Regions from separate parts of the Mus musculus genome. Here regions 1, 2, 3, 4 and 5 are each linked to region 6. Evidence: chromatin loops called from intact Hi-C (ENCODE). Cell type or tissue: heart. All regions are shown on one strand.

Evidence for each region. Hi-C counts contacts between places; a loop is a spot of excess contacts. Peaks named below come from ENCODE experiments on the same cell type or tissue, not always from the same donor. Only the 100,000 strongest peaks of a DNase experiment are listed, where the experiment ranks them.
Region 1: a loop joins it to region 6, with 2.4 times the contacts of the local background. A loop is called at or near these places in 11 of 42 quality-filtered maps.
Region 2: a loop joins it to region 6, with 3 times the contacts of the local background. A loop is called at or near these places in 11 of 42 quality-filtered maps.
Region 3: a loop joins it to region 6, with 6 times the contacts of the local background. A loop is called at or near these places in 16 of 42 quality-filtered maps.
Region 4: it touches region 6 in a loop (3-fold over the local background); 8 of 42 quality-filtered maps call a loop at or near these places.
Region 5: it touches region 6 in a loop (2.7-fold over the local background); 11 of 42 quality-filtered maps call a loop at or near these places.

The regions. Positions count from the first base shown.
Region 1 is chr17:56,762,672-56,766,671 of GRCm38, reverse strand. It overlaps Dus3l (dihydrouridine synthase 3-like (S. cerevisiae)), which reads right to left and starts at 1,921. Exons shown (of 13, transcript NM_144858.2): 1 at 1,731-1,921; 2 at 880-1,147. The coding sequence starts at 1,816. In heart, no CTCF peak of the experiment used is centred here; DNase peaks (open chromatin) are centred at 1,661, 1,741, 3,361, 3,731 and 2 weaker places; H3K4me3 peaks cover 2,521 bases; H3K27ac peaks cover 2,790 bases.
Region 2 is chr17:56,550,842-56,554,841 of GRCm38, reverse strand. Tincr (predicted gene, 20219) reads left to right here and starts at 455. Exons shown (of 4, transcript NR_130128.1): 1 at 455-724; 2 at 1,280-1,393; 3 at 1,846-2,154; 4 at 2,853-3,428. In heart, a CTCF peak has its summit at 1,640 (motif pointing right); a DNase peak (open chromatin) is centred at 1,861; H3K27me3 peaks cover 563 bases.
Region 3 is chr17:56,355,350-56,359,349 of GRCm38, reverse strand. Kdm4b (lysine (K)-specific demethylase 4B) reads right to left here. Exons shown (of 23, transcript NM_172132.3): 5 at 3,294-3,487. Among named protein-coding and RNA genes, the nearest start is that of Kdm4b, 31 kb to the right of the region's middle. In heart, a CTCF peak has its summit at 1,619 (motif pointing left); a DNase peak (open chromatin) is centred at 1,779.
Region 4 is chr17:56,582,738-56,586,737 of GRCm38, reverse strand. Safb2 (scaffold attachment factor B2) reads left to right here and starts at 2,153. Exons shown (of 21, transcript NM_001029979.3): 1 at 2,153-2,464; 2 at 3,667-3,754. The coding sequence starts at 2,294. Safb (scaffold attachment factor B) reads right to left here and starts at 1,756. Exons shown (of 21, transcript NM_001163300.1): 1 at 1,388-1,756. The coding sequence starts at 1,576. In heart, a CTCF peak has its summit at 2,272; DNase peaks (open chromatin) are centred at 1,277, 1,907, 2,767 and 3,027; H3K4me3 peaks cover 3,932 bases; H3K27ac peaks cover 3,871 bases.
Region 5 is chr17:56,560,593-56,564,592 of GRCm38, reverse strand. Safb2 (scaffold attachment factor B2) reads left to right here. Exons shown (of 21, transcript NM_001029979.3): 18 at 1-89; 19 at 969-1,081; 20 at 1,162-1,231; 21 at 1,350-1,651. The coding sequence ends at 1,494. Among named protein-coding and RNA genes, the nearest start is that of Tincr, 8.2 kb to the right of the region's middle. In heart, no CTCF peak of the experiment used is centred here; no DNase peak of the experiment used is centred here.
Region 6 is chr17:56,667,131-56,671,130 of GRCm38, reverse strand. No RefSeq gene overlaps it. Among named protein-coding and RNA genes, the nearest start is that of Ranbp3, 4.1 kb to the left of the region's middle. In heart, a CTCF peak has its summit at 2,118 (motif pointing right); a DNase peak (open chromatin) is centred at 2,180; H3K4me3 peaks cover 945 bases; H3K27ac peaks cover 661 bases; H3K27me3 peaks cover 745 bases.

The DNA of each region.
Region 1 (4,000 bases), 96 kb before region 6:
CTAAAGCTGGAACAGTGTCAAGCTGGAGTGACAGGTCCGAGGTCAAGAACCCCAGCTGCTCTTGCACACCATCTGGATTTGATTTCCCAGCTCACAACCACCTGAAACTCCAGCTCCAGGACATACAAGACCCTCTTTAAAAGGTAAATTAAGGGGGCTAGAGAGATGGCTCAGAGGTTAAGAGCACTGACTGTTCTTCCAGAGGTCCTGAGTTCAATTCCCAGCAACCACATGGTGGCTCACAACCATCTGTAACGGGTGCGATGCTCTCTTCTGGTGTGTCTGAGGACAGCTACAGTGGACTCATATACATAAAATAAATAAATCTTTAAAAAAAAAAAAAGGGAGGCTGGTGAGATGGCTCAGTGGGTAAGAGCACCCGACTGCTCTTTCAAAGGTCAGGAGTTCAAATCCCAGCAACCACATGGTGGCTCACAACCATCTGTAACGAGATCTGACTCCCTCTTCTGGAGTGTCTGAGGACAGCTACAGTGTACTTACATATAATAAATAAATAAATAAATAAATAAATAAATAAATAAATAAATCTTTTTAAAAAAAAAAGGTAAATTGAAATAGCTGAGCACATCTTTAATCCCAGAACTTGGGAGTGCTCTCTGAGTTCAGGACCAGCCTAGTTTACAGAGTGAGTTCCAGGTCAGCCAGGGCTACACAGAGAAACCCTGTCTCAAAAAAACCAAAAATAAATAAATTCAAGTGTGATGTGTAGATAGGCTGAGGGTCAATGACTTTGAAGGCAGCACCAGGGGCCAAGGCAAGGCACTACTAGGTCGAGTCCCTGTAGGTCAAGGGTCATATATATTTGTCACAGCACAGCATCTTCAGACTTTAAGCCAAGCCTGTAGAGCCACCCCTCACCTGGAGGAAGGACGGGCAGAGCCTGTCCTTGTCGTAGTGTGCTGGCTTCACATGGGGCCGGCTTTTGTTTTGGCCACGGGCCCTCTTGGGCACCTGCCTTTCACGGGATTCAATTGCCACCTCTGTCTTCCCATTTTCCTGCCCATCTTCCAGGCGAATTCTTTTGGCCCCTGGCTCAGCTGGGTCTCCTGTGGGCACTTCCTGGCATGCACCCTCCTGCTTGTCTCCATCCAGATATTCGTGGAACCGTTCTTTGGTTGTGCGGTACCTGCCAGAGCGGGAGAGGCTCGATGTGCACAGGGAAAGGGGCTTGGGGGCTAATGCCAAGCTCACGTGCTCCTGCTTGCAGGAAGCTTTCCCTACTTAGAACCAGCCAGTTTTCACCCAGTGCCACGGGGACACCTGTTTTACACTTGAAGGAGCCATTTGTGTCTCTGCTCTGAGAACTGAATTGCCTTAAGGGTTGCGACACACAAATATCAATATCCTTGGTAGGCTACGAAGGAACTACAAACCCCAGCATGCTTGGCAGCGAGACTCAAGCTACCACCCTTCCCAGGTCTTTCGCTGCGAGCCATTTTTTTTTCCCTCGTGGAGACTACAAGCCCCACCATGCACCTCGGGCCCTGCTTCTGGTTCCCCAAAGCTGCCTATGTGCACAGCCGGCCTCATGGCTTGTGACAACCAACACATGTTACACTCGTGTGTCAGCAGAAGGTAGGTAAAGACTTTGGCGCCTCCGGGATGCCGCTCTCCAGGATGCCGCCACACCTCCCAGCATGCACCACTCGCACCCGCCACGGACGCCGGGAAGGCCACATCAGCTTCGCTGACGGGCGCCAGCGACTCACTGAGCTTTAATGGGCGCCACCCCCCGTTCGCACGCGCCAACCCCGGAGTCACCGCCACCACCGCTCTCCGCTGCCGTCTCCGCCATCGATGCCCCTCACACCAGCTCTGGAGTGTGGCAGGAAAGTCTTCCGGGTCGCTCGTGTCCTCTGGAGCCTACAGAAAGAAATGCGCACGCTCAGACTACAGCAATGCTGCTAAGGCGCGCGTGCGCACGACCGTGGGGGCGGGGGGGGGGGGGGCCAAGGCTGCGCAGGAAACGGAAGTGCTCAAGGGTCCCGGAGGGGTTCTTGTCGGTCATCCGTGGGTCACTCTTGATCCGTGGAAGTGAATCTGGGGGTGTGGGTGTGGGTGCAGCTCACACTCACCTACTCTGCTTCTGTCCCTTTTACAAACGAGTCTGTTATTTTATAATAAAAAACCGCAGCCCGAGCGGTGTTGCGCACGCCTTTAATCCCAGCACTGGGGAGATCGAGTCAGGTGAATCATGAGTTCGAGGCCAGCCTGGTCTATAGAGTGAGGTCCAGAACAGCCTGAGCTACTCAGAGAAACCGTGTCTCAGAAGACAAACAAAAAATACCAACAGCTTTGAAGGATCAAATGACTTCACGGGGACACGCTGTCCTTTGACAGTGCCCTTCGTGAGCCACTGTGGCCCATAAACGCGTGGCAATTTGAATTATTTTTATTGTACTGCCTTTTCTTTTCTTTTTTCTTTTTTTTTTTTTTTTTGAGACAGCGTCTCACTATGTAGCCCAGGCAAGCCTCAAACTCAGAAATCCTCCTGCCTCTGCCTCCCAAGTGCTGGGATTAAAGGTGTGTGCCAGCGTTACTTTGAAAGTGACATTTACTCATCTATTGTGTGTGTGTGGGTCTCCTGTGTGTCACCCTTATGTGGAGGTCATATGACAATGGGGGGCGGGGGTCCCTGCATCCCCATGTCGGTCCCGGGATTGAACTCAGCCCCTTGAGCCTGACATCAGGCACTTCTCCGATCCTGCAATTACTATTTTAATAAAAATGTGCTTAAACATGTAAGAACAGCACTTGGGTGGATCGGGAGGTAGTGTTTTGTTTTTGTTTTGGTTTTTTTTTTTTTGGGGGGGGGGGAGGGGGTCGAGACAGGGTTTCTCTGTATAGCCCTGGCAGTCCTGGTGTTTGAGGCCAGCCTGAGCTACATGTCTCAACCAAAGCCAAGTCAAACCAATCAGTATTTAAATTTATTTAATTCATGGAGATGGGGGTCTCACCCTGTAGCCCAGGCTGTCCCGCAACGCACGAACTAGACTCTGCTGGTTGTATAACATAAGGGGAAACAGGCCCAGAGAGGTAAAGCGATTAATTAGCCTTAGACCACAATAGCACCCTGTTTGCGCCATTGCTCTCTACCGTCCCTACTGGGCAAGATGGGAATAACAATGCATTTTAAGGCTGAGGCTCCTTTGTAGCGTCTACAATTGGGTTGTGATAAGGACACGCTCTTGGAAGAAACAGGGCTGCAAAGGGCAACGACAGAAACAAGATCCCTTCCTCAAAGCAACTCCGTCCTCTTCTGTGCAAGGCAACCCAGGCTGGCTTCCCGCAGGAGGCGTGACAGCCTGGCAGTTGATAACTGTGAAACCGTACAGACCGTTAACCATGAGGTGCAGCATTCATGGTGATGTGAATACAATGGTGCTGGATCCTTACGGGGAGCTCAGCAGCTAGTGAGGGTTTACTGTCCGCCAGGCCCGGTTCCAACCCTGAGCACAGACTAGCATCTGGGCCTCCATTTCTCCTCCTACCCCACCCCTAGTCCTTCCGCGTCCAAGGATGACCTACTCCGTACCCTTTTGAGAACCAGCCTTCCGTCCTAGTCTCCTCCAGGTACACCATTCCACCTAACACGGAAAATAGAGCCCCCCCCCTTTCCTCCTCGGCCAGTTTCCACACCCGAGTCCCCTGGCAACGTGCCTCCGGGAGAGTCTGTGGCTCCCTGAACTGAGGGATCCAGATAGCCCCCTGGAACTACAGCTCCAGCCTGATCTCAGCTGACACCAGGAAGTGAGGGAGGCAGGTGGCTGTGGCCCTGCTAGCACTGGAGACCTGGGCACCAAGTGGGGGCAGGGAAGACCGAAGGGCCCCACTGCTGCCTCCTCCCCTATTCCTCTCTGTGTGTCTCTTCTATTCTTCCTCAACGGTTTTATTTTATTTTTATTTTTTTAAGATAAGGTCTCAGGTAGCACAGACTAGTCTCCAACTCACTATTGCCAGAAATGACCTTGAATCCCTG
Region 2 (4,000 bases), 120 kb after region 6:
ACCCTGTTCCTAACTTGATGGCCATAGAGGGCAAAGGCCCAAGATTGAGGTTTCTTTGGAGCCCACAGACACAAAACAAGTACAGATACAGATTAGGGAGGAAGTTCTAGAGTGTTCCCTGGAATAATAAATAAATGGGTGGGTGGGTTACACTGCCTTCCTTGCCACCCTTCTCTCCTCCTCACTTCTGCTTCAAAAGCAGGACCCAACTCCACTCCTCCAATACACCAGGCTCTCCATCCTGCCACAGTGCTTTCGTATAGCTGCGTTCTTTGCCCCAGGGCCTTTGATGTATGCTGTGCACAGGAGAAATGTTTGTCATGGAGGCCTGGGCTGGGCCAGCCAATGTCACCACCCCTGTGGGCTGCTGCTGTAGCAGGGCGTGCCTAGGAGGGGTGGAGGCAGGTGGCTCAGCCGGTCTAGCAGGTGCTGACCTGCGAGAGAGTCTCAGGCTGGCAATGGCCATGGAGGAGCTGCGGCGAGGGCTGTCCCGCTGGAAGCGCTACCACATCAAGGTACACCTAGCCGACGAGGCATTGCTACTGCCACTGACCGTGCGGCCCCGAGACACACTGAGTGACCTGCGCGCACAGCTAGTGGGCCAGGGTGTAAGCTCTTGGCGCAGAACCTTCTACTACAACTCTAGGCCTCTGCCTGACCATCAGACAGTTCGCGAAGCTCGCCTGCAGGACGGCTCAGTATTACTTCTGCTCAGCGACACCAGGTGACCAGGGATCTAGGCTGGGACTTGGGCTAGAACCTGGTAGGATCTTGAGCTCTGGCTTATGGAGGTTGGCCCAGTGGGATGGTGATGGCTTGGGGACATGGTGAGAAAGACCTCTGTGACCGTGCCTGCTTCCTCTCGGCTCCATTAGCTATGTCGATATGTGGTGTGAGCTCCAGCGGTGGCTCTGAGGACTCCCTGCCCTCATTTCTGTGTATCTGGCTCTGGCTCAGCACGTCTCTCTGTATCTGTGTCCTGGTCTCTGTCTCTCTCTGCACACCGCCCCTATCTGTTTCTTCATGTCTCCGAGTGTCTCCATCTCTCTCTCAGTTTCTGTCCACTCATCTAAGAGGTCGGTGGGATGAGCAGCCCTGGGCCACTACTGCACTCCCCATCCCAAGCCCGTCACACCTTGTGTCTACACTGGCCTCAGTGTCTCTAGTGGGGCCCGGCTGTATAGTGCATCACCACCAGTATGAAGACACTTCAGAGCGATCCTGGACTAGCTGGAAAGACTTTAGTCGTCACCGCTTGTCTTTATGTTCACCCCCTCAGGTAGGAAATGGAGGAGATGGAGCGATGATTTTAGGGACACAAGATGCTGGCTGAAGGAGCAAACTGGCCCAGGCACCACATCTCTCTCTTCCTGGGAGTCCAGTCGTACTTCAGGTAAGCCATTCATGGGAGGCCTGAGAGATGGTGGGGAAACTGAGGGCCTCATGAGGTGGGCACATTAGCCTTATCCTTCCATCTCCTCTGTTGGCTCAGCACTGGTGTCCCCATCTGTGTGACTTTGAGAAGTTCTCTACTCTCCTCTGGACTCTTTACTTTGATGCAGACATAAACTGACTGTGCTTTGTGGGCTTGGGTCCACAAGAGCTCTGCCTGCAATTCCTGTAACAGACACCAGGACAAACGGAGCAGCTTTGCCTGCAATTCCTGTGGTGTCCACCAGGGGGATCCTAGCACTGTGCCTGCTACAGAAGGGCCTCAGGATTGTGGGCAACCACTGCACTCCCTTCCAAGCCCAGATCCAGGCTATTTGGAGAAGGGAAAAAGGGCCATTAGCTTGGAAACTGCTGGTTGACATCCCTGGGCCCACATGTCCCTTGCTGATCCAGGTGCTGGGCTTCCAGAGAGATGCCAACTCCCCAGCCCTGCTGATGCCCACTGCCTCTGGTGTTCCTGATGGTGACTTCTGACATTGTCGTCCAGCCCTCCATCCCCCCAACCCCGGCAAGGAACCTTCTGGTTGCTCTGTGGCCTTAGGACCCTCCCTTGGGAGCCTCTGCTGCCTGGATCGACCTCTGTCCATCCCCAGAGCACAGCCTCCTCGGGGAAGCTCAACAGGCACACTTCCTTCTTTGGAGGACCCACGGGGCTCCAGCTACGAACAGAACAGGAGGACACTCTGATCCAGGGGGGTCTTGGTGAGCCCATAGGTGTGCAAAGTGGTCTGAGTATTTCAGCACGTGCTGTGGGGGCTCTACTCCACAGCTCCAGTGTTGGGTGCTATGTGACCCTGCCCCCCATTGTCCCTGTTTCCCCCCACCCCTTCATGTGCTGGGGGACTACACTGTGAGCCCAGAAGGAAATAATGTTTTAATTAAGAGTTGTACAGGCTGCAGGAGGCAGAGCAGGGCAGCTGGGAACTGAACCATGGTCTTTGGAATCAGGGTTGCTAGACATTCGCAACTATGCAGGCCTTGGGGGTGTGGGTCCCTCTCTGCCTCCCCAGTCTCCTTCTAGATCCACCAGGCTGTTGTTCAGCTGTGGGGGAAGCTGCTGGCCCTCTGGGAGAGCTGCTGGGGAGTGGAGGGGAGGCTGGTATTGAGGGGCGAGAGAAAGCATTTTGACATTTAACAAACCTTATGCAAATTGCATGCAAATTACATGCAAATCACTATTCATTTCTTCAGGCGGACAGCCTTAGCGTGTTCAGAAATAATAATGTAGGGCCTGTTCCTTGGTCCCAGTCCTGGCGGTCTTCCCTCCCTGCCCTCCTCCCTCTCTCCCTCCCTCCCTCCCTCTCTCTTTCCCTCCTACCCTTCCCATCTTTGATCCAAGGCCGCCTAGCCCTGAAGTGGATGTAAACAGCCCAATTGGCTGCCTTCATTCTGTTTTCTAGATCAGAGAACCAAGGCCTGAGGTCCCAAAGCCACAATGTGGAGAGCATGTGACCTCTCTCCAACAGTCATCAGAAGCCAACATGAACAGAACCTGTGACCCACAAAGAAAAGGTGACATGAGGAGGCTCCAGGCCTGTGATAGCTTGCAACAGCACAGGGGAATTGTGGTGCTGAAGGCCAGGCTGCTGAGTGTGAGCCCCCCACAAGCTCACCCTGTTCCTTATGTCCTGAGATCTCCCTGAATTCCTGCCACAGGACCATCAGTTTTTTTTTTTTCCCACTCCACCTTCTTTTTGTTTTTTATAGACTCCTATTTATTCTACCTTCAGTGCCCCATTTATACACAGCCATTCCTGATACTCCAGTGATAGCCTCCAGTGTCCTCCGGGTCCCTGCTATGCCAGCACTATGCTCCTGTCCTAGGCCTGAGTCATGAGCCCAGGTTAGGTAGGAGGCTCATTCCATCTCTGTGAACTCACTTCAGGAGACCCAAGGTCATGTTCCTACTCCGGGCTCTAGGTGCAGAGGTGCCATTTTGAATGTGTTATCAAATAAAGACTGACAACAAAGCAGGATCCTGCTGTGACCTGGCTTCCTTCTCTGTACTGTCCTCCCCCACGGTCCCCACTCCGGGGAACCAGCCAGCTGCCCATTCTCCCTCCAGGGCCTGGCAGGTTTCAGGCCCCACCCAGCCAGCAAGTTTCAGGTGAGACTTGGCAGCTTCTCCAGTCTCACTGAGGCCTATGGCATCCAGGGAGGGGCCCGCCCACGCTGGGTCCCAACAGTCAGAAGCAGCAAGGATGGGGGTGAGGATCGCGCAGGTGCTCCTTCTGCAGTTTGGCCCACTTGGCCAAGCACTAGCAGGGCTCTGTGCCATTTGCTTGAGACCCAACCCAACTGGGCTTTTTGAAGGACCCAGCCAGAGGCCACAGAGGGGACGACCTCCCTGTGATTTTCCTGAAGATCTTCTGTGTCTGGCGTCATCTGTGCAGAGTGTGGTCATCGGTGGAGGCCTGCCGGGAATCCCCCGGTGAGGGAGTGGGGCATGGTCAGGGGTGGAGTCCCTTCTTGGAGGTCACACCCATACCTCCTTGAGGGACTGTAGGGGGAGTCTAACACTGATTGACACCCACCCACCCTAAACCTC
Region 3 (4,000 bases), 310 kb after region 6:
AGAGATCCAAGCCAGGGCAGCTCTCCAGCAGATCCAGCCGTCCTTTGGGGTCTTAGAGGGCAATTGATGTAGGCTACCTTCCCTAGGCTAGGCTAAAGGGTCTGACTAACCATAGTGGTCATAGCAGATTACACAGGGTGGAGGGGGAAGCACGACTGGGAGACCTTCAAATACAGGCCTCCTCATTTCCCATACAAGGCACTGTCCTTGGAAGCCTTATAACAGCTGTACAGTGTGCCCACTCCTCCAGAGACCCCAGTGCAAGAACAGCTTTCTATAGAGAGCATGAGAGCCCACCGCTCCTTCAAGTGCCACCTGCAGGGGCAGCTTCTGGAAGACTAGACAGAACCTGCCCAGGGCAGCACACACCCCCACCTTCAGATTCCTTGACCCTCAAATCACACCAGTCAAAGCTGCAACAGATGCAGAGAACCTTCAGAAAATACTGCAACCTGCAGATATCCTCATGTATCCAAAACCCAGTATGGTGCTGAACCAGAACACAAAACATAGACTGGACTAGAGGATCTGATGGAGGAGGGGTTGCAACAGTTCCCTCTGAGAGTAAAGCATTCCATTTTGCAGAGATGCATTTTAAACAGGAAGGTAAGCAACTAAAAACAGCTTCAGGAAGTCCCTGAAACCAACCAGCTTCACTTGGCCCCTCCCTGTCAGAGTGAGCACTAATAAAGCTGAGCTCAGGAAACCAGTCTGCCTGGAAGATGCTCAGACCAACTGAGGCACTGGAAAGGACAGTCTGCATCCTGACATCCTCCCTGCAGGCTGTGCGGTGAGCATCAGGTTCTCAGCTTTCTGAGCTGTCACTCAGGCCTTGGTGATGCAGCTGTCTGTGAGTCATTTCTGCTCCAGTAGGTGACCCCTCATGCATATGCCTGTCAGTGACCCCAATAAAACTCATGGCACCACGCTGGACTTTGGTGGTGCCCATACTAGGAACTGTCATAGGCTCTGTTAGCATTCCTTCTAGGCTTTGCCCAACAGTCACCTGGCAACAGCCAAGTAGCCTGGCTTCCTATAAAAGGGGTTGTGTGGTCTCTTCTTGATCTCTCTGACTATCTTTTCTCCCTGACCCCTTTCTTTCTCTCTCCCCGTGTTCCTGGCCAACCTCTTCTCTTCTTCTCTCCCTCTCCTCTCTCTCCTCTTTCTCCTCTTCCTCCTCTTCTTCTTCTTTCTCCTCTTCTTCTTTCTCCTCTTCTTCTTCTTTCTCCTCTTCCTCCTCTTCCTCTTCTTCTTCTTCCTCCTCTTCTTCTCTCTCTCTTTCTCCCTCCCTTCCTTCCTCCCCTCTCTCTTCTCTGTCTTTCTCTGACTCTACTCCCTTCTCAAATTCCCTTCCTATGCCCTAAATAACCCCTATTCCTCACTCTACCTATATGGCTGGTACTTTAGAAAGAAGAGATGTTTCAGTATGGGCCCAGAGGCACCCCTCCCACCTCTACTGTGCTCTACAAAACACATCCTGGCTCTCCTTTTTGTATAAAATACAACAGGCTTCCTACCTGGAGAAAGGCACAGTCAAGGAGCCTGCTAACTGCAGCCAGGAAGCCAGTGGGAACAGTTGCCTCACTCAGAAAGGTGGGAGTGCCATCTAGTGGTCACCAGGAGTGGGACATCCTGCTTATATTCTCACACACAAATACACTCAACCACACCTGCTTAGGCAGGCAACAGCTGCACACATATAGTGACTTGCAGCAGGAGTAGCCATTGATTTGGTTTAGATCTGTGGGTGTCACTGGCCCTGCGTAAATCACGAGGAACAGGTCCTTGCCACTGCCACATCACTTCTCATGGGATCCCTGAGCCCCAAGTGTCAGCTACCATAGCTGCCCTCCACAGAGGTGGGAGCAGAGCACCATGGGAGGAGTCACATGGCTGGACAGGTCTACACAGAGGACGATGTCACCAGAGGCTAGGGGGCCACACTGGGGGTTGAGGACACAGACAGGGATATTGGGAGTTAGAATTCGGTGTAAGTGTGTAGCTCAACCACCCCAGAGGGGCCCACAATGAGCATGGTCCAAGCAGGGTTAACTGTAGAAGAGAAAGAAGAGAAGCACAGGAGACAGGCCTGCAGGATCACCTGTGAGCTTATCTCGACTGTGCTACCTGAGGACAGAAGACTGCACCATCCCTTGGGTTGGGATCCTGGACCACAAATGAGGAGAGGGAGCTGCAACAGCATCCATCGAATCCCCTTCCTGTCATGTGACCGATTCAGCTCCTCCCCTTTATGACAGTAGAGTCAGGCAAACCCTTTCTCCTCTTGTCAGGATTTTGTTACAACAGGAAAAGCAGCTAAGAGCCAGGGCCGACAGAGTGCTGCCCACACATCCCTGACCTCCCAGAACCAACAGAGTTCACCTCCCCATGCACAGGGAACTGAGCGTATGGGGGCTGTCCTGGATGACCAGCGTCACCACAAAACCCTCAGACAGAGGCAACACAGTCAGAGGCAGCCTGGGAGACGACTCGTGGCCAGGACTGAAGGAGGAGAAAGGGTGCCCAGGGCCAAGGAATGCAGGACCTCTGACCCTGGGACAGCGCAGTGCATAGCTCCCTACGGCTCTGGGAACCAGAAAGCAGACACAACACTAACGGAATTTCTCACCTCTGTAACTGCAAGGAAACAGTTCTGGGACCGACAAGACATGAGAATGTCAAAAAGGGAAACGGGTTTGGGGGTACATTTTCCCATCCAGCTAGGCCATCAAAGGCATTCATATCAACAGAGCTGTGTCTTCCAGGGAAGGAGAGCTGCCTAGGGCTGAGCATGGACTCCACTGTACAACAAGAACTCCCAGCAGGTGGCCCTGTCACACCTGGAGCCTCAAGGAGGTGCTGGACAATGGGGGCAGAAGGACCACACTGTGTGATTACAGGGTACAACTAAGGGGCAGCAGATCTCCCTAGTTTCCAATGTTTGAAAGAAGACCTGAGCTGTCACCTTGTGCTCCAGGGAGACCAAGAGCCACACAAGGGCCCCAGACACAAAGCACTTGAAGGGAACGATTCTGCTGGCACCTCACTCAGCCTCCAGGTCTCACAGAAACCAGTCCCTGTACTGTGGCTGGCAGGTGACACACATCCATTGGCCTGGCTGAGGCTCAGGCAAGACCAGAGCCCCCATCCACTGCCCAGGATGACAGGGGTACATCCTGTGAACATCAGTCCTGGGTCAGTGTACCTCCCCAAGTCAAAGAGGGAACTGGAAATTCCCCAGTGGCCCCTCAGCAACCATCAGGTCTTCCCATGGCTCACATCCTGGCACTCACCAGGACTTAGGCTCGCCGAAGTGCAGGTAGTTGATGCTGTAGAGGTCCATGTCCTCTGTGTGCCAGGCAAACGTGGTCTTCCACATGCCAAAGTACAAGTAGGGTGTATTCACGCCCTCAATGATGGTCCCGCATTCGCGCTCCACCATGTCTAGGATGGTCCTCAGATTGCCGATGTTCCACTGCGCCACGTCCTATGGACAATGAGTGTGCAGTCATCAGAGTCCTTCCAGGACATGTGTACCTGCCTGTACCCTGGCTGCATAGTCACCCAAGGTACAAAAGGATGACTGGGGTATGTCAGCATCACGGGCCCTTCAGACAGGTCAAGGGGCCTAAGGTCACATTAGGGCTGCTTAGGCTCCACACTCTTCGCCACCCCACCCTTCTTGGAACAGCGGTTACACATAACTGTCCACAAGCCAGCACATGTCAAGGGACAACTACAACTTGGCAGTGACGTCCATACCTCTAAGTAACACTGAAGGACAGTCTCCATGTGGAGTAATCCCTTCACAAGCATGTGAACCCAAGCTCAAATGACAGCCCTTCCAGAACCTTGCATCAGACAAGCCTGGACAGCTTCAGATGGATGCAGGCAAATACGGATGGAGCCCCCACCTTGCCCTAAGCTCCTGTCAAGTGCTGCGAGCTGGAGCTAAGGCACAGTGGGAGCCTCAGGTGCCTGCACCTAAGACTGCCCCTAA
Region 4 (4,000 bases), 84 kb after region 6:
TGGTGACTGACTTTGGATGGATCTAGGAGGGTTAAATCTCCAGTTCCTTGTGCAAGGGATGACTGGGCAGATGACAATGTCTGAAAGCTAGAGGGGACAGCTTTTCAAGGTGTAACACAAACAAAGTCTGCTTTCTAAGGTGGAGTAAACAACTACAAAAGCCAAAAGGGGGCCCTGTGGAGACTGAGCTTGTTTACCTGGACTAGACTGCAAGCCAAGCAATGCCTACCCTACCCTGAAGGCAAGCTACTACTGCCTTGATCTGAGGACACTCAGAAGAGGTTAAAGGTCTTCCTGACAGAGAATCTAGGCCACAAAGGAAGGCAATAGAAATGAGCCTCTTTCTCAGGGGGCTCAGTTTGAGGCTGGAACTAAATCCTCCGACTCCCACCTGACCACACAGAATGGAGTGTTATAGCAGTTGTGTGGCAGATGGTTCCAAGGGCCTCTGCAATATTGGGCAAGCATGTTACCTCTGATCTATGTGTCCAACCCCTTTTTTTTTAAAAAAAAAAAGAGACAAAACAAAAACCTACTATGTTTTACAGAAAGGCTTTCACGCATCCCAAGATGGCCTCAAACTTAGGATCCTTCTGCCTCCACCACTCCCGGCCTTAGGAAGTATTTGGGATAAAACTTAGGGTTTTGTGCATGCAAGGTAAGCACAATACCAAATGAGTAGCACACTACCAAATGAGTAGCTCTTGGACCTACTTTATACTTTGAAAAAGGCTTAGCTAGCCCTGAACTCTAATATTCAGGTTGGTTTGGAACTCCTCTACAGCCCAGGTTGGCCTTGAACTCACATCTGACTTACCTTTATCAACAGAAAAAAACGTTCTTTCCTTCCATCTCGTATCTTCCCCTAGCTTAGTTCTAGCAAAGAATTAGAAACAATTTATTTTTCCGCTTTGTTTTTGTTTTTTGTCTCCCTGGGCTACCTACATCCTCCGGCTGTCTGCGAACTCTGAGAGTTTCTCATGTTTCATCTCCACCACCCCTGCCCCCAACGTCACTGTGTCTTCCCAGATTAAAAGAAAAGAAAAGAAACAAAAACCACCTGTTCTGCCTCGGGGGCCGAAAAGGGACTTGGGATCGAATCCCGCCACAAGCTGACCCCACTGGATGACCTTGGCCGAGTCCCCTTCATCCCCCTTTGGGGTTGGGACTAAGCAGTACAGGGAACGCGGTGTCATCGATCCCCCGAACCCGTTCGTGGTGTTATTTCCCTCTGGTCGCATCGCTGGGGGCGTCGAGATTCGAATCCTTGCACCCGGCGCCCGCGGAGCCCCAGTATTAGCGCCCAGCGCGAAGGCCAACGGGCCACTCCGGGCCCGGCGGTGGGTGTCGCCATGGCGACCATGGGGTTCCCCCCCGCGAACCTCACCTTCTTCAGCCGCTCCATCAGCACGCTCTTGTTGCCGCTCGAGTCGAGGTTCCGCTTCTTCAGCTCCGCCCGCAGGTCGATCACCCGCAGGTCGCTGAGCCGCCGCGTCCCGGTCTCTGACGCCGCGGAGCTCACGGCCGCCGCGCCCGCCGCACTCGCGTCTCCTAAACCCGACAGAGTCTCCGCCATTCCAGGGACCCTGGTTCCGTCGCCCACTTCACACAGAACCGGGTCAGTGGGTTTGCGTGAGTGTGTTTTTTTTTTGATTTGTTATTATTATTATTTTTTTGAATCTCGGCCCTCTTACCACAAAATGGCGCCGCCTGAGAGGGAACCGCTTCAGCCTCCCCGGAGGCGCACCTCGACACTGCGCAGGCGCCGCCGGCGCGAGCCCTACGCTCTCAGACGCCTTTACCCAAGCGCAGTGTGCGCGGCGGCAGAGACGACGTAGGCGCGCCTCGCCGGCTCGCGCTTGGCCGCGGACCAAGACGCATGCGTGCTACAGGTCGTGCGCCTGCGCATCACTGTCGGAGCGCTGGCCGTAGAGCGGTGGCGTGCGCAGCCGGGCAACGCTGCGAGAGGCAAACGGGGGTCAGTGAGCGTAGCGAGGCGGTGCGCGTGCGCATTAAAAAGAGGGTGGCGACGGGGCCGGGGGGGGGGGGGGGAGGGGGGGCTTACGACCGGTTGCGCATGTGCACTTGTACCCGCGAGGCTCGAGACTGCTTTGGCGTGCGACCTAGGAGGTGCGTCAGAGCTGTGCGCCTGCGCAGCCGCAAAGGGAGGCGGGAGGAAGCGAGTGCGTTTTCCTCTTCGGCAGCGCCATTTTGTACTACCTCCGAGCCGCCACAGCTGGTGCCAGCGAGTGGAGGGGGTTCCGGAGCGAGTTGGGAAGTCGCGGAAGCGAGGATGGCGGAACCCGGGACCGGGTCGGGCGACCCCGCCTTTGGTCCGGGCGCCTCGGAGAGTGGGACGCGGCGGCTCAGCGACCTGCGGGTGATCGACCTGAGGGCGGAGCTGAAAAAGCGGAACCTGGATACGGGAGGCAACAAGAGCGTGCTGATGGAGCGGCTGAGGAAGGTGAGGGAACCCGAGTGGCGCCGTGGACCCGGGCACGTAACTGCCCGCGCAGACTCGGGCCGGCCTTCCCACCCCGAGCCCCCCCCCCCGACTTCGGTCTGTGCTGTCAGTTACCGAAGCAGCCGAGGCTGTGTGACCTTTACTAGTCGCTGCCCCTCTCTGTGTCTCGCCTCCCACTTGCCCCGGGATTTGCAGGAAGCCGGGCCTTGTTGAGTAATCGGGTGGCTCTGGGCACGTCTCCATGATGACCTTGCACCTGCAGCTGTCTTTTCCGCCACCCTAGTTTTACTCTTCTGGGGAATCTATCAGTCAACCCCACTGTTGGCGGTGCCCAGTGTCTCTGCACAGACCATGTTCGCTCCCAGGTCCGGTCCCCTCGCGCTTCCCTGGTCTTGGAGCCTAGTTGTCATCTCGAGTCAGCGTAAGATGTCACTTTCCTCCCCCTAGACAAGAAGTCTTGTCTACTGCCCTTCAGCGCTTGACACAAGCTTGCCTCTGTGGAACAGGGTCCTTGAGGGTTAGGGACTCCTGATTGGCTGCAAGTAGAAGGCGCCAGAATACTTTGAGGGAAAATTGGCCAGCGCTTTCTTCTTCGGTCTATGTTGTTTTTCCTTATCAAAAATCAGCGCCTCCCCTCCCACGCAAAACTTTTTTTGGAGAGCTACTGTGGCCCAGTGTGGCCTTGGACTTGCTGTGAAACCCAGACTAGACTTCAGCTCTTGGTCTCCTGCCCCCCCTTTTCACTTCCAAAATGCTGGAATTAAAGGTTTGCTTTGTTATGGGAGGCCTTTTGAGCGCCCCATTCAGCTCTTTGCCCTGCCTGAATCAAGGACAGGTTTCCTACCATCATCCCTGTGTTTGATGAAAGAGCACACAAGATGAGCGGTCACCAACCCTGATTTGGGGTTAATACTTGGATTTTATTCTATTTTTTTGTCTTGGGTTGGGGATTACATCTAGGGCTACAAGCTGCCAGGTCATGTATGACCACAACCTGCTGACAGTGACTCTGCAACCCAAGCTTTCAGCTTCCCTTTCTCTAGGTTTTGGGTCTTGAGCAGGGAAGGGGAGCTGGCTGCTAAATGTGGTCTTAAGCTAGATTGTGAACACTTGCAACTGCAAAGTTGCTTCTTAAAGAACACTTTGTGTCAACCCCTCCTAAAAGATAACTTTATTTAAAACTTCATACTCTTTCCCATCAGGCATTTAAGGAGGAAGGACAAGAACCTGAGGAGGTTGGAATCAGCTGGGGAGCTGTGAGCAAGAGGGCTGTAAAGAGAAACACCAAAGGTACTTAACTGCCTGTGCTTGACGCTGGGCCTGGGGAATGGGTGTCTGCTCTGCTCTGTGTATGTGTAATATGCATACTTAGATGTGCATGTGTGTGGGACAGCCATAGTGTCACATTGTGTCCACCTTAGGTTTTGTTTTTGTCTTAAGGTTTATTTTGTGTGTGTGTGTGTGTGTGTGTGTGTTTGTGTGCGCGCTTGCCTGCATGTGAATGCACATGTGTTTGGTGCCCACAGAGGTCAGAAG
Region 5 (4,000 bases), 110 kb after region 6:
CACCATGCTTGGGATTCCGGAGACGGCTGGCATGGCTACAGCTCTGACAAGAAGTTGAATGAAGGCCAAGGGCTACCCCCTCCCCCCAGGTAAGTATTCTATATAGGAGGAACCTGAGATGGGTTTCTGGGGTGTTCTCAGAGGGAACAATGAAAGCTCCTGCTATCCTTGGCTGCACCATAGAGACTATGATGGCAGGTGTGAACCTTGTCCCTGTTCTGTGCATGGCAACAGGGTGTGAATCTCCACTGCAGTAGGAGCCCGTCAATGCATTGACAGGCAGTAGGAGCACTCGTGGTTAGGTGGTTTGAGGTGGAACACAGGCTGGGGTTCCACACAGTCCTCCTGCCTTAGCCTCCCAAGCACTTTCCTGCTTCCCTGTTACATACTGTCTGCTGTCAGTTCCTAATTCCAGCCTGGATTATACTGCTTTCATTTTGGAAAGCACATACCACCAGCAGCCTGCCCCTTACCCACCCAGGGCTTTTACCCACAAATCCACCACCATGGCTTTGCAAGCATATATGGTGAAATGCATACATACACTTGATCTCAATGAACACCGTGTCCTTGAGACCCTTCCATGCTGTGGTGTGTTTGGAGGCTGTGCTCCTATCTACTGTTGAATTCCATACTGTGGACATTCCCATTTTCTACCCATCAGGCAGTAAAGCAAAGTGTTAATGTGCTCCCTTTTAGCTGTGGATCATGTTGCCAGCACATGCCCATGTGTTTGTATCAGCATGTTTGCAGTAGTGGGTAGGCCCAAGTGTGGACCACTATGGCTTCTTGTGGCCCTACTGTGTGGCTGCCTTGGTGGGTGATTGTTCTTCCCTGGTGGTGCCTGGTGTCCTCCTTGCCCACCCCTGGTCACAGTCTGTCTTTGAAGATGCCCTAGAGTTGGGCTCACATCTTTGGTGTGATGGGAAGGGCCTGGGGCAGCCATTTGTCACCTTGTATTTGCAAAGGGTCAGCCGAGAGTGGGCGGAGCACAGCTCACAGTTGGAGGAGCAGCAGGTTCCTGTCTGGCACAGTGCTGTGGACACAAACATGACGGGCCATGAACACATACGGTGGCGAGGTACCAAAGGGTTGCAAGGAATGGGTGAACACCAGGCCTACCGTGCAGGCAGAGTCCACAGAGCTCTCTCTCTCCTGCAGGTGCTGAGCGGGGCCTTGCAGGAGGACCTGGGCATGGGCATGTGGCAGCAGGCCGGGGTGGCATGGCTGGGTAAGAAGGTTTCAACGTCTGCCACTGCCTTCCTCCTTTCTTCCCTCTACATGTGTGCACCCTGGTTGGGCTGGCATTGGCAGGCATGGCCCTTGCAAACTATCTGCCTTTGTTCTAGGCAAGGCAGCTTTGCACACGGTGGACATTCCCAGGGCTATATTGTGCCCAGTGGTAGACTGGAAGGTGGTGGCATGGCCAGCCAGGACCAGGGTGGCCGAGTTCCTAACCCCCACCCTCACCCCCACTTCACCCGCCGCTACTGAACTGCTCTGGACCAAACCCTGCTGCTGCAAGTAGGCAGAGACTGCAACTCCAGCCACCTCCCACTTGTGGAACCCTCACAGGTTCTGCCAAGTGTCGATGTGAACTCACTCTCCTAGTGTTTTTAATAAACACAGTCCTGTTCTGCTGTTTGTAAGACAAGGTTTCTGCTGCCAGGCATTCTGCGTCCCTCTGACCCATTCCACCCTGCCCTATTCTTGTGGCTGCAGCTCTGTCCTGCCCTTGGCCCATGCTCAGGGTCCAGGTCTTCTGCCCCACATCTCAGACATGGCGGCGCTGGAATCAAAGCTCAGAGGCTGTGGTGTTAGAGGCAGCTGCAGAGCCGCCAGCTGCCCTTTCTCCAGGACCAGTACAGAAGCCTGAGCCGCCTTTCCCTAGCAGCCTCCTTGAAAGGCCACAGCCTGGTGGTGCAGGCACTATGTGCCTTCTCAAGCAGTGTCGTCGACCTGCCTATGCCAGCGGAATAACCCACCTCTGGATTTGTTCCTCCCAGTCTGAGCACAGGCTCAGGAGTGAGAGCATCCAAACCCTTGTGGCTGTGGCACTGGTGGCCATGGCACTGGTGACGTCTTACATAGTGAGAGGTCCTTGCATGGTGACTGACAGTCTAATTGGTTTTTTTTTAGTACTTGACCCTACCACTAGCTGCCTATGAAGTCAGAGTCCTTTAAGCCACAAGTTTGGTGCCCAAACCTGCCTTCGGCCATCTCTGAGGCCAGGATACCATTTGTCCTCTTGGTGTCTTTTCCACCAGTGCTGAGTGGCAGCAAACCTGCCTCTGCATATCTCAGTCTGCCAGAGCCCACCTTGCCACCAGCACTTCAGTCAAGTGAGTCTCCTTTCACTAGGGCCCTGGTCATGTGGGCACTCTGCATCCTATACCAGGTAGGCCTGGCCTGACAAGATCTGTCTCCAAGGCTATATTTGCAGAATGGCAAAGCCAGCCTAGGCTAGCAGGTAGGACTGAGGGCTACTGAGCATGTCAGCAGTTCCAGTGCTAGAGGGTGTTAGCAGTTCATGTGTCATCCCACCGCCAAGGCTGAGGCAAAACCAGTTCAGACAGGACATTGTACTTCAAGGACATAGTGCTCAGTGGAATGAGCCAGACACTACTGGGCCCACTACCAGAACATCCCCGAAGTCCTCAGCCACAGAAAGGAAGTGGCATTGTGGGTGCTGGAAGTTGGGAAAGGATACAATTAGTGTGAAAAGTAGACGTAGCTTTGTTGTGCTGAGATGGAATCTTTAGGAGTTGGGTGGTGGGCATGGCCACCCAGCCTTGAGAATGAGCTTTCTACCCTCAAGCAGTGTCCTGAAAAGGCTAAGATGGTAAGTTTGGGGTGGTGTTTTAAGGGGATTACCCTCTTTGGGCTGACTGTCCTCAAATTCATAATTCTGTCCTCCCAGTGTGTGCCACTGTACCTATCCTGCTTGCTGGAGGGCTTCTAACAGTGCAGAAAAGGTTTATAGTGCTTAGTATACAGCAGAAAATGGTGACTGCTGTGACTGCTTCCTGTATCCAGGTTCCAAATCCTGTCTACCTGCCCATCCCTATGGTCTGCATCTTTTCAGATGCAAGAATTAGGGTCCAGAGTGGGCATTTTGCCTGTGTGACCTTGTACAATCCACTTTAAGAAACCTGATCACCAGGTATGATGGGGTAGGCCTGAGATCAAGGCCATCCTGAACAACCTACCAAGTTCCAGGACAAGAAAAAGAAATCTGATGGCACTGGTCAGATCAATCACGCCAGCAGTCCCTGGGTCTGATGACACATGGAAATGCTATCCTGGTAACCTTAGACAAGTGTGGCTACGTTCTTCAGGGACATCAGAATTACCTAACACTGGTTCTCTGGGTTCTCGCTTCCCAGGTGATCCCTGCATCTCTTCAGACATGCTAGGACCCCTCATGGGACAAGCATTAAGGAACCTGCACCTACTGTGCACACTGTCTGTGGTTCTTTATGGAACTTCTGTGACCTGTATCCACTTGCTCCTGGTCCCAGTTCTCTCAGGCCTATCCCTTTTTAGATACCTGCCTGTCCCCTACCCCTGACCGTCCTTAGGTTACTTTTTTCTTTTCTTATTAAAACAAAGTTGTTCTTTTCTTGTTAGTTTTTATTTTCCAAGGCAGAATTTCTCTGTATATCCTTGACTGTCCTGGAACTCATTCTGTAGTTCAGGTTGCCTGGAACTCAAGAAATCCACCTACCTCTTCCTCCTGAGTGCTGGGATTACCACCCAGCTGAAACAGTTTTTCATACATGTTTTCCCACCCCTCAGATCCTCCCCTACCCTTCAAACTAACTTAATGTTCCTTTCCCAGTTTTTCATACATGTTTTCCCACCCCTCAGATCCTCCCCTACCCTTCAAACTAACTTAATGTTCCTTTCCTTTCCTCTCCCCCCCCCCCCCGCCCCCGGTTTTCTCTGTGTAGCCCTGGCTGTCCTGGAACTCACTCTGTAGACCAGGCTGGCCTTTAAC
Region 6 (4,000 bases):
ACTCCTAAACTTGTTAAACTAGTGGACCTCAAACTTCGTAATAGTGCAACCTTTTAGTACAGCTCCTCATGGTGTGGTGATCCCCAGCCATAAAAGCATTTCCTTGCTACCTCATAACTGTAAGTTTTCCACGATTCTGAATCATAAGGTAAATAGTTGATGTGTGACCCTCAAATGGGGGAACCATGTGAGAACCACTGCCCCAAGCCATAACAGAAAGATCTTTGTAAACTGAACAAGGAAACAGGTTATTATACAGCTCAAGGGTTCTGCACACTGGTTGCTCTTGCAGAGATCCCGAGTTCTCTCCCCAGCACCCACATCAGGCAATGCACAAGATCCTGTAAGCCCAGCTCCCAGGGTTGTGATGGCCTCTCGTGGCCTCCCTAAGAACTGTGTTTACATGCACAAACCCGCGTACAGACACACAGACATCCACATGGAATAAAATAATAAAATTTTTATTTTAAAATTATTTTCTGGGCTGGTGAGATGGCTCAGTGGGTAAGAGCACCCGACTACTCTTCCGAAGGTCCAGAGTTCAAATCCCAGCAACCACATGGTGGCTCATAACCATCCCTAACGAGATCTGACTCCCTCTTCTGGAGTGTCTGAAGACAGCTACAGTGTACTTACATATAATCAATAAAATAAATCTTTAAAAAAAATTATTTTCTAAAATTTAAATTTTAAAAATTAAAAGAAAAAAGAATGTACTTTAAATACTACTAGCTTCCTACTCTGGTCACTGGGGTACAAGTGGTCAGGCGTGGTACCTTCTCCCTCCAGGGAGATCCCCAGCCATACAGTACCCAGGAGTAAATTAGAATTGAAAATTAACAACGGTGCTGCCATCCCTGTGGCTCTGTGTCAGTAAATCTCTGTACAGTCTGAAGCTATGTCACACGTCATGTTCTGCGACGCCTTGTGACCAACTGCATAGAATCCAGCAGTGGCTTTTTGAGGGACATCCGGAGACTCAGGAGCTCTGGACCCAGAAGGCTAGGTTTACACTATGAGTTGATTCTGCTGTGGGGGGCTGGTGGCCTTCTATCCCTCAGCCTTCAGTTCCACTCAGCCAGAATTCCAGGAAATAATCCTTGGTGACTGAGAACTGTGTGTATCGGGGATTGAAATCTGGGCTGTAGCAGAGTCGGCCGTACAGTCACACAGAGTGCACAAGGCCAGGCTTCCATCTGCAGCACCGCATAAAACACACGCTTGTCATCCCAGCACCGGCATGCAAGGTAGGAGGAGTAGGGGTTCAAGGTCAACCTCAACTACACAGTGAGTTTAAGGTCAGAATGAGTTCCATGACTTCAAATATAAAATAAGAAAATAAGAAAGGGCCGACCAGTGGTGGCACACACCTTTAATCCCAGCACATGGGAAGCAGAGGGAGGCAGATTTCTGAGTTCAAGGCCAGCCTGGTCTACAGAGTGAGTTCCAGGGATACACAGAGAAACCCTGTTTTGAAAAACAGAGAGAGAGAGAGAGAGAGAGAGAAGAAGAAGAAGCAGAAGCAGGAGAAGGAGAAGGAGAAGGAGAAGGAGAAGGAGAAGGAGAAGAAGAAGAAGAAGAAGAAGAAGAAGAAGAAGAAGAAGAAGAAGAAGAAGAAGAAGAAAGAGAAGTTCTTTGGCCCACTTCTCATCCAGAAATAGGGGTCCATTTCATCTCGACTAGGACATGTGTTAATCAAAACCAACGTAGCTTGTCTTCAGTGGAAGTATATAGCAGTTCCTACAGGGGACAGGAACACAGCTTCCCTTCCTTTGAGAGTAGGTTTGTCGTATTATTATTATTAATTATTTTGAGCCAGGGACTCATGCAGCCCAGGCTGGCCTCGCATCACTCCCTATGCAGTCGAAGATAACCTTACCCTTTGACCTGCTGTCCCAGTTCCCGAGCTGGGTTGTGAGGTGCATGTATGCCTTTACTGCCATGCGCTGGTTGGTTGTATTTCTGACACAGGATTTCACTCTAGCCCAGGCTAGCACAAATTTGTGGGAGATCCTCCTACCTCTCTTTGTCTTGTACTGGATATGTGGACAGAACCTGTGGCGCCTCGAGACCCCCAAATCCAAACTTGAAAGAGGTTTTGCACAGTGGCCACTGGGGGGCAGCAGAGGACTGCGATGTCAGAGCCAGCGGGTGCTTGTGCGTGAATGCCCGCCCATGAGTGTGCGTGCGCGTCAATGAGGATCCAAAGGTCCATCAGGTGTCTTCCTCACTTTACCCAACGGTACCCCTGCGCCCTGTCCTGCAATCCCGGCGCCGTCGTGTGCCGCCATGCACCCCGGCCCAGCAGCGCTGCTGTTCAGCTGTTGAGGGGAACAAACTGCAGACTTGGGATCACCCTTTCCGCACTGAGCCGGCTTCCCAGTTCTTGAAGTCACAGACCCTGCACCCGGCTTCTTTGTGGATTCTGGGGAGCTGAACTCATGTCCTCAAGCTTGCATGCAGAGGCCCTGCCCAGGACTTGTAGGTCGTCTGGGCGACATCTCCTAGTGCTCTGGTCGCCAGCACCAAGAGCTGTGCGGTGTTTAAAGGGCTCCCTCATTCCGCGGAGAGCTTCCTGGACCCGAGAGTCCCACAGGACAAGGGTGCACTGTTCAAGGGAGGAGGAGGGGGAGAGGGAGGGAAGCAGGAGGAGAAGGAGGCTGCAGCGGCGGTAGCAGCAACAACAAGGGTCAGTTCAGTCTTGGGACTGGGAATCCAAGGAGGAATGAAGGACGCATCCTCCACCCAATCCAGTGTCACCAGCATATATGCATTGAACCAGCCACTCTGTTCCCCACTCTGGCTACAGGGGAACTCAGCCATAGTAAGGAGATGGAGCCTGTGATCTGAGATTCCTGGAAAGGGAGAAAATCCACCCCTGTGGGAAGAATCTCTAAGACTGATGGTTAGAACATCTGACATTAGAGGGTTGGAATGTTGCAGATCCAGAGCCAAATTATCACGGACTGTTTAGCCCCTTAACAGCTGGTGTGGTTAGCCCACTCTCCCTGCCACCCATGCCACCCTGTAGACTCGTGTGTGAATGCCTGGTCCATAGGAAGTGATACTATTAGGAGGATCCGCCTGCCTCTGCCTCCCAAGTGCTGGGATTAAAGGCGTGTGCCGCCAATGCCCGGTGGCTTTGAAGTTTTATCAGCTCAAGTTTGGCCAGTGTATCCCAGTCTCTCCCTGCTGCCTGTGGGTCAGGATGTAGAACTTTCAGCTTTGTCTCTAGCACCACGTCTGCCTGCATTCCACCATGCTTCTCACAATGTACTCAACCTCTGAAACACTAATTACATGCTGCCCTGTGGTCATGATGTCTCTTCACACCACAGAACACTGACTAAGACAACAGCCATTCATTAGTCACTTCCGTGTCATTGCTGTCCTTGTATCAGCTGGGTGAGTCTTTTTGAACTGCATAAAGAGACCACTAGCTTCTCTACCTGTCCCAAGGCTAAGGATGAAGTCAGGCATCATCGTCTGAGACCCACAGCAGAAGTTTTCAGCTTTGGGGTTACTGGCAACCTAGTGTGCATGCCAATCGATGTCCTTGTGAAGTGCTGAACAGTGACTTCCCGTGTCCTCTTTCTATTAGTACTTTTCCACGGCTGTCCCTTGTGGTATTTGGGGAACCGTGTTCTTGGCATCCTAGGCATATTCAGCTTCAGAATAAACTCTCTTATCCCCTATGAGGTGACAACTGTGTTTCTTTACATTGTCAAGCCCCATCCATGCTCCAAGAATCTGGCTGGAGCCTCGAGAATTTCAACACAATTGATGTTGGCTGCAATGGACACCAGCATAGACAGAATAATAATTATTACTGCTTGAGATAGGGGGGGCTCATGTGATCCAGGCTGTCCTCAAACTCACTGCATGGCTGAGGAGGACTCTGAACTGACCCTCTGCCTCCTGCCTCTGCCTCTTCTGCCTCCTCTGCCTCCTCTGCCTCCTCTGCCTCTGCCTTCTGCTAGGATGACATGTTATCATCATG